Regions from separate parts of the Homo sapiens genome. Here region 1 is linked to region 2. A link is an interaction called in ENCODE POLR2A ChIA-PET data of the cell type or tissue named here. Cell type or tissue: endothelial cell of umbilical vein. All regions are shown on one strand. Links, peaks and the distances in the headings refer to the core of each region. The heading gives the core; the rest is flanking DNA. Region 1 has its middle 27 kb from the start of LINC01792. Region 2 overlaps BZW1 (basic leucine zipper and W2 domains 1).

What was found. Peaks named below come from ENCODE experiments on the same cell type or tissue, not always from the same donor. Only the 100,000 strongest peaks of a DNase experiment are listed, where the experiment ranks them.
Region 1: POLR2A ChIA-PET joins it to region 2 with 5 read pairs; 14 of 35 experiments call an interaction of 5 or more read pairs at or near these places.

The regions. Positions count from the first base shown.
Region 1 is chr2:200,760,243-200,763,162 of GRCh38, forward strand. It overlaps the pseudogene AOX3P-AOX2P and the pseudogene AOX2P. Among named protein-coding and RNA genes, the nearest start is that of LINC01792, 27 kb to the left of the region's middle. In endothelial cell of umbilical vein, for the core only: no CTCF peak of the experiment used is centred there; a DNase peak (open chromatin) is centred at 1,269; H3K27ac peaks cover 835 bases.
Region 2 is chr2:200,819,274-200,822,193 of GRCh38, forward strand. It overlaps BZW1 (basic leucine zipper and W2 domains 1), which reads left to right. Exons shown (of 12, transcript NM_001207067.2): 10 at 709-847; 11 at 1,910-2,032; 12 at 2,874-2,920. The coding sequence ends at 2,905. Among named protein-coding and RNA genes, the nearest start is that of BZW1-AS1, 8.6 kb to the left of the region's middle. In endothelial cell of umbilical vein, for the core only: no CTCF peak of the experiment used is centred there; no DNase peak of the experiment used is centred there.

The sequences.
Region 1 (2,920 bases), core at 157-2,656, 59 kb before region 2:
TTTCAAATGCACAGATATTAATAGTCACAGCTATTATTGTCTTCTAGGACCGAGAGCAATGTAGAGACACACTGCTAAGATTGGAGCAGTTGCTGTTGTGGTGATGGCTGTGCTCTTATCAAAGTTATGAGATTCTTTTAGTACTAATACTTGTTAAGAAGATTCTAGACTGTTAATATTTTGGTAATTATAGTAATATAAAGTATAAAAGAGGGAAATAGATTTTTTGAAAAATCCAAGTTTTATTTTATATTTTGGCTGGGTGTGGTGGCTCACACCTGTAATCCCAGCACTTTCGGAAGCTGAGGCGGGTGGATCCCCTAAGGTCAGGAGTTCGAGACCAGCCTGGCCAACATAGTGAAACCCCATCTCTATTAAAAATACAAAAAAATAACTGGGCGTGGTGGCATGCACCTGTAGTCTCAGATACTTGGGAGGCTGAGGAAGGAGAATGGCTTGAACCCAAGAGGCAGAGGTTGCAGTGAGCCAAGATTGTACCACTGCACTATAGCCTGGGCGAGAGAGCAAGACTCTGTCTCAAAAAAAAAGTCCAAGTTTTATTTTATTTTTTAAGAAACAATTTCAATTCCAATATAATATATATAAACAATTTCACTTCATATATACATATATATATATATATACACACATATATATATATATACACACACACATATATAATCCTTCAGACACAGCTAACAAAGTTTTGCTTGGTTATTCAGAACTATTTGTAAATTAGGATAACATGTGTTTATGTTTAAATAGTTTCTTCCAAATTTTTGAAAAGTTTATATGAAATAGTTTAAGGATTCTGCTACCTTATTTATAGTACTATTTTGCTTAGCAGTCCTTTCTTCATGAAAGTCAAAGGTAAACTTCAGTCAAAGTCTAATGTTAACCCTATAGTTATATATATAGTCGTGTGGATCCTTCAGTTGTATTTATCCCTGCTTTCAGAAAGGCAAAGGGACCTGGATCAATCCTCGTTTGGTAGAACTACAGTAGGGAGTGGGGATTTTTCTTTTCTTTTTAATGTGGACTGTATAGACAAAATGGTCTGGATGGGTGGAGGGGAGTGGCAACACTGAAAGAATGCAAGCTGCCTTAAGCTCTTCCCAAACAGTAACAACAGCACGAGCTCAGGTTTGTTAGGTCAGGTAAGCATATACAAACATCTTCACCACCTAGTGAAATGAGAGCAGTCCCCATGCATCCATTCAGGGACCTCAGCTTCAGAGGCTTTCCCATAACAGGATACACTGTGATTCATTCCAACACATTCTGGAATTCCAGAGACTTTTTCACCAGGGAGGAAACCACACACTAAATTAGAAAGAAAGTCAGTAAAAAAATGAAGGGGAATCTTCCAAGAATAAGGATGAAGAGGGTGGCAATTATAGTCCAGGAGACAAGCAAAGTCTTTAGAATCCCATGCTGACTGTGAAGCCAGAAAATCACATGTTGGAAGGAAAGAGCTCAGCAAAATTCAGCTCAGAAGAAGTCTCCATCAGTCAAGCAAGGCATGGTACACCATAAAGCAAACAGGGAGCTGAGTCTGGCCTCTGTCCTGCCCTGTGGGGGAACTGGGCTATGTCTCACAATTGGCATGCAAATTTTGAACATCTCAGTAAATAACTATCATTTGGTGACAGGTAGGATTCATGAACAACGGGCGGATCAAAGCTCTAGACATTGAGTGCTACATTAACGGAGGATGCACGCTGGATGACTCTGAGCTGGTACGTACACCAGAAAGCAGCAACGTGCTTGACCATGAGTAGAATGCCAAATTTCTAGATGACTCTTTATGAAGTTTATTTCCTAATGTAGTTAAATTCTACAAGCCGTTTGACTCTGTACTTGACTTTCAGAGAAAAGAAAAAAAAAGTGATGATAAATGTGAATATCCCTTTTTAGGTAACAGAATTTCTAATACTAAAGCTGGAAAATGCATATAAAATTCGCAACCTGTTCAGGTTCCAGGGCCGTGCATGCATGACAAATTTACCATCCAATACGGCCTTTCGTGGATTTGGCTTCCCACAAGGAGCCCTAGTAACAGAATCTTGCATCACAGCTGTGGCAGCCAAATGTGGCCTTCCACCAGAAAAGGTAAGGTTGCAACAAAGGCCATAACCAAAGTTGCTGATGAACCAGACTGGGAAACCCAGCTTCTTTGACCCAAGGAAACACACTAGAAGAACCACATGAATTAGCCCTGGCTCAGAATTCAAAGTGAATTAAAAGCTACCTAAAAAAACTCACCTCACCCTATCTTCCTCCTTCCTTACTTACGCAAACATCTCTTTTTTTTCATTTGTACCAAAATAATTACTCTACTTAAAATTCAAACCACACCGAAGTAATCAAAAAAAGGGAATGCCCCTTTTTCCACCCCCATCCCTCTTGGTCAAGGGTAATCATTGTTAACAATTCCATGTTTATTGTTCTACCCCTTTTTCTATCTTTGGCCACCCATTTGTATTCATACACACATACCTAAACATTGACATATAACATATATGTGCACACGTATGGTTATTTACCAGAATGGGACCATAGCATACATATTACTCTGCCCCTTCCTTCTCCTACAGGACAGTATGCCATGGCCATCTTTCTATGTCAGTAGAATGGTCTGCTTCATTCTTTTTCATGACTGAATAGTACTATGTAATGTGCACGTACCATAACTTATTTAACCACTCCACTATTAATATACATTCTGGCTGTTACCATTTTTGGCCATTAAAATGATGTTACAATAAACATCTTGGTACATATGTACCCAGGTATATGTTTGCCTTATTTATCTTTAGGATAAATTTACAGAAGTGGAATTACTGGTGCACTTGAAAACTTTTAAGAAATACTGCCAGAAGAACACCCTCTGAAAATACTGTTTTTCACAATAGACCAG
Region 2 (2,920 bases), core at 243-2,742:
CAACTACTCAGGAGGCTGAGGCAGAGGATCTCTTGAGCCCTGGAGATCAAGACTGCAGTGAGCTTATGATGGCTTTGTCAGACAAAGCCTGGGTGACAGGGTGAGATCCTGCCTCAAAAAAAAGAACATGATGAAAAGGAACTTCAGCTTGTAATTAGATGTTTGCTTTTGAAGGGGGTATTGGAAAATAGGAATTTTTCCCCCCCTCTAAAATACTAATATTGTTTGACATTTACTTGGACTACTTGGTATAGTATTGTTTATTTTACTTAGCTACTTAGATTTTCTGCTTTTTTTTTTTTCTCTTGAGACAGTCTCACTCTGTCACCCAGGCTGGAGTGCAGTGATGTGATCTCAGCTCACTGCAGCCTCCATCTCCTGGGTTCAAGCAGTTCTGCCTCCTCGGCCTCCCAAGTAGTGCCTGGCTAATTTTTGTATTTTTAGTAGAGACGAGCTTTTACCATATTGGCCAGGCTGGTCTCGAACTCCTGACCTCAAGTGATCCACCCGCCTCGGCCTCCCAAAGTGCTGGGATTACAGACGTGAGCCACTGTGCCCAGCCTATTTTTTAAATTTCTGGTAAATAAGTTATAGTTTGCAGTGATTATAAAAGATGAGTTAAGTTCTATATTGTCTGTATTGTAGGAGTTTTGTAATGGATGGTTATTTGTAATGAATGACTAAATCTTTTCTCTGTTCCTTTAAAAGCAATACAGCCCTCTACTTGCTGCCTTTACTACTCAAGGTCAGTCTGAGCTGACTCTGTTACTGAAGATTCAGGAGTATTGCTATGACAACATTCATTTCATGAAAGCCTTCCAGAAAATAGTGGTGCTTTTTTATAAAGGTAATTTAGATTTTGAATTTTGTAAATAACACTTAATAAAAACCCTTATAAACACAAAATTATCCAAATGATGAGTTATCTGGACATCAGCTCCCTGAAATATTTTACTTCTAGTTATGAGTCACCTCTGATTAAATTGGGTGCTTTTTAGTGCACTGATACTTGTTTAAAACATCTAAACCCTATTCACAAGTTGAAGTATGAAATCTAAAGCCATCATTATGCGTCCTCAAACTTGCCTCCTATACTCTTAACCAGGTATACATTCCCAAAGTTCAGCTAGGTGTGGTGGCTCATACTTGTGACCCCAACACTTTGGGAGCCTGAGGCTGGAGGATCGCTTGAGCCCAAGAGTTCAAGACCGGCCTGGACTGCATAAGGAGACCTCATCTCTACAAAAAAAATAAAAAATTAGGCAGGGAATGGTGGCGCAAGCCTGTAGTCCCAGCAACTCAGAAGGCTGAGGTAGGAGGATCACTTGAGCCTAGGAGGTCAAGGCTGCAGTGAACCATGATTGTGCCACTGCACTCCAGCAGCCTAGGCAACAAGTGAGACCCTGTTTCAAAAAAAAAAAATCCCCAAGTCCCTTTTCCAGACAGTCTGTAGTCTTAGCTATGTAGTCATAGCTCTGGAGTCTTCAGCCTGTGTGAATCCTGCTTCTGTTCATCTTACTCCCCCACCCAGTGTTGACTTTCCGTAGTCCTTCAAGACCAGTTCAGAGTGCTTCTATAGCAACCCCAATTTCAGTTATATTGTTCCCTTTTCTCCTGATCCCAATTTTAGAAACCTGGTCTAAAGTGGCTAGTAAAGACAAGACCTCTGTTGGGAGAAAATCCATTGCAGTTGGTCATAACACTTTGAAATTCTGCACTAATCAGACCAGTCTTGATCCCGTTGAGTGTAGTTGGTATGCGCACATGTATTATTATCTTCCATTTCTCATGGATGTTTTTAGCTTTTCAGCAGTTTGTTTGCTAAGCAGGCATTTGCACATTAGGTGGTGGTTCTAACGCTGAGTAGAGTATATTAAAACTCCCTTAATGCAATGAGTTTTCTTTCCAGCTGAAGTCCTGAGCGAGGAGCCCATTTTGAAGTGGTATAAAGATGCACATGTTGCAAAGGGGAAGAGTGTTTTCCTTGAGCAAATGAAAAAGTTTGTAGAATGGCTCAAAAATGCTGAAGAAGGTAAGGATTTTCCTTTGTGTGGTTTGTTTGGTAAAGCTAATTTTAATGTGGCCATAATATATCTTCACACATGCTTCCTTCTTTCTGATGCCATTTTGTACCTGGAGTAGAGATTTTTGTTATAAGGCAGGTGGCGAAAGCTAGAGTTTAATTATTATAGTATATTTATGGCTCAGCCATAATAGTAAATGTTCTTCATGAAATGGAAAATTTTGAGAATATTTAATGTTTATAAATTTGTGGATTTCTTTTCTTTTTTTTTTTAATTAAAAATATAGAGACAGAGTCTCACTATGTTGCCGATGCTGGTCTTGAACTCCTGGGCTCAAACAACCTTCCTGCCTCAGCCTCACAAAGTACAGGGATTGCAGATGTGATTGCACCCAGCCAAATGTTGGGATTTCCAAGTGAATGCTTTTGAATATCTGCCTCATGTAAATAGGTTATTAATAAAATTCGTTAACAGCTTCAAAGTTACATGGAGGCTGGGTGTGGTGGCTCACGCCTGTAATCCTAGCACTTTGGGAGGCTGAGGCGATCAGGTCATTTGAGGCCAGGAGTATGAGGCCAGCCTGGACAACATGGGAAACCCAGTCTCTACTAAAAATAAAAAATTAGCCAGTTTTGGTGGTGGGCGCCTGTAGTTCCAGCTACTTGGGAAACTGAAGTGGGAGGATCACTTGAACCCGGGAGGCAGAGGTTGCAGTGAGCCAAGAGGGTGCTGCTGCATTCCGGCCTGTGGGACAGAGGGAGACTCTGTCTTAAAGAAGCTTCAAAGTTATAAATGGGAACTTTTGCCTTCTGATACATAATGTTTGACTGTTTTTTTCCCCTTTTCTAGAATCTGAATCTGAAGCTGAAGAAGGTGACTGAATTTTGAAACTACAC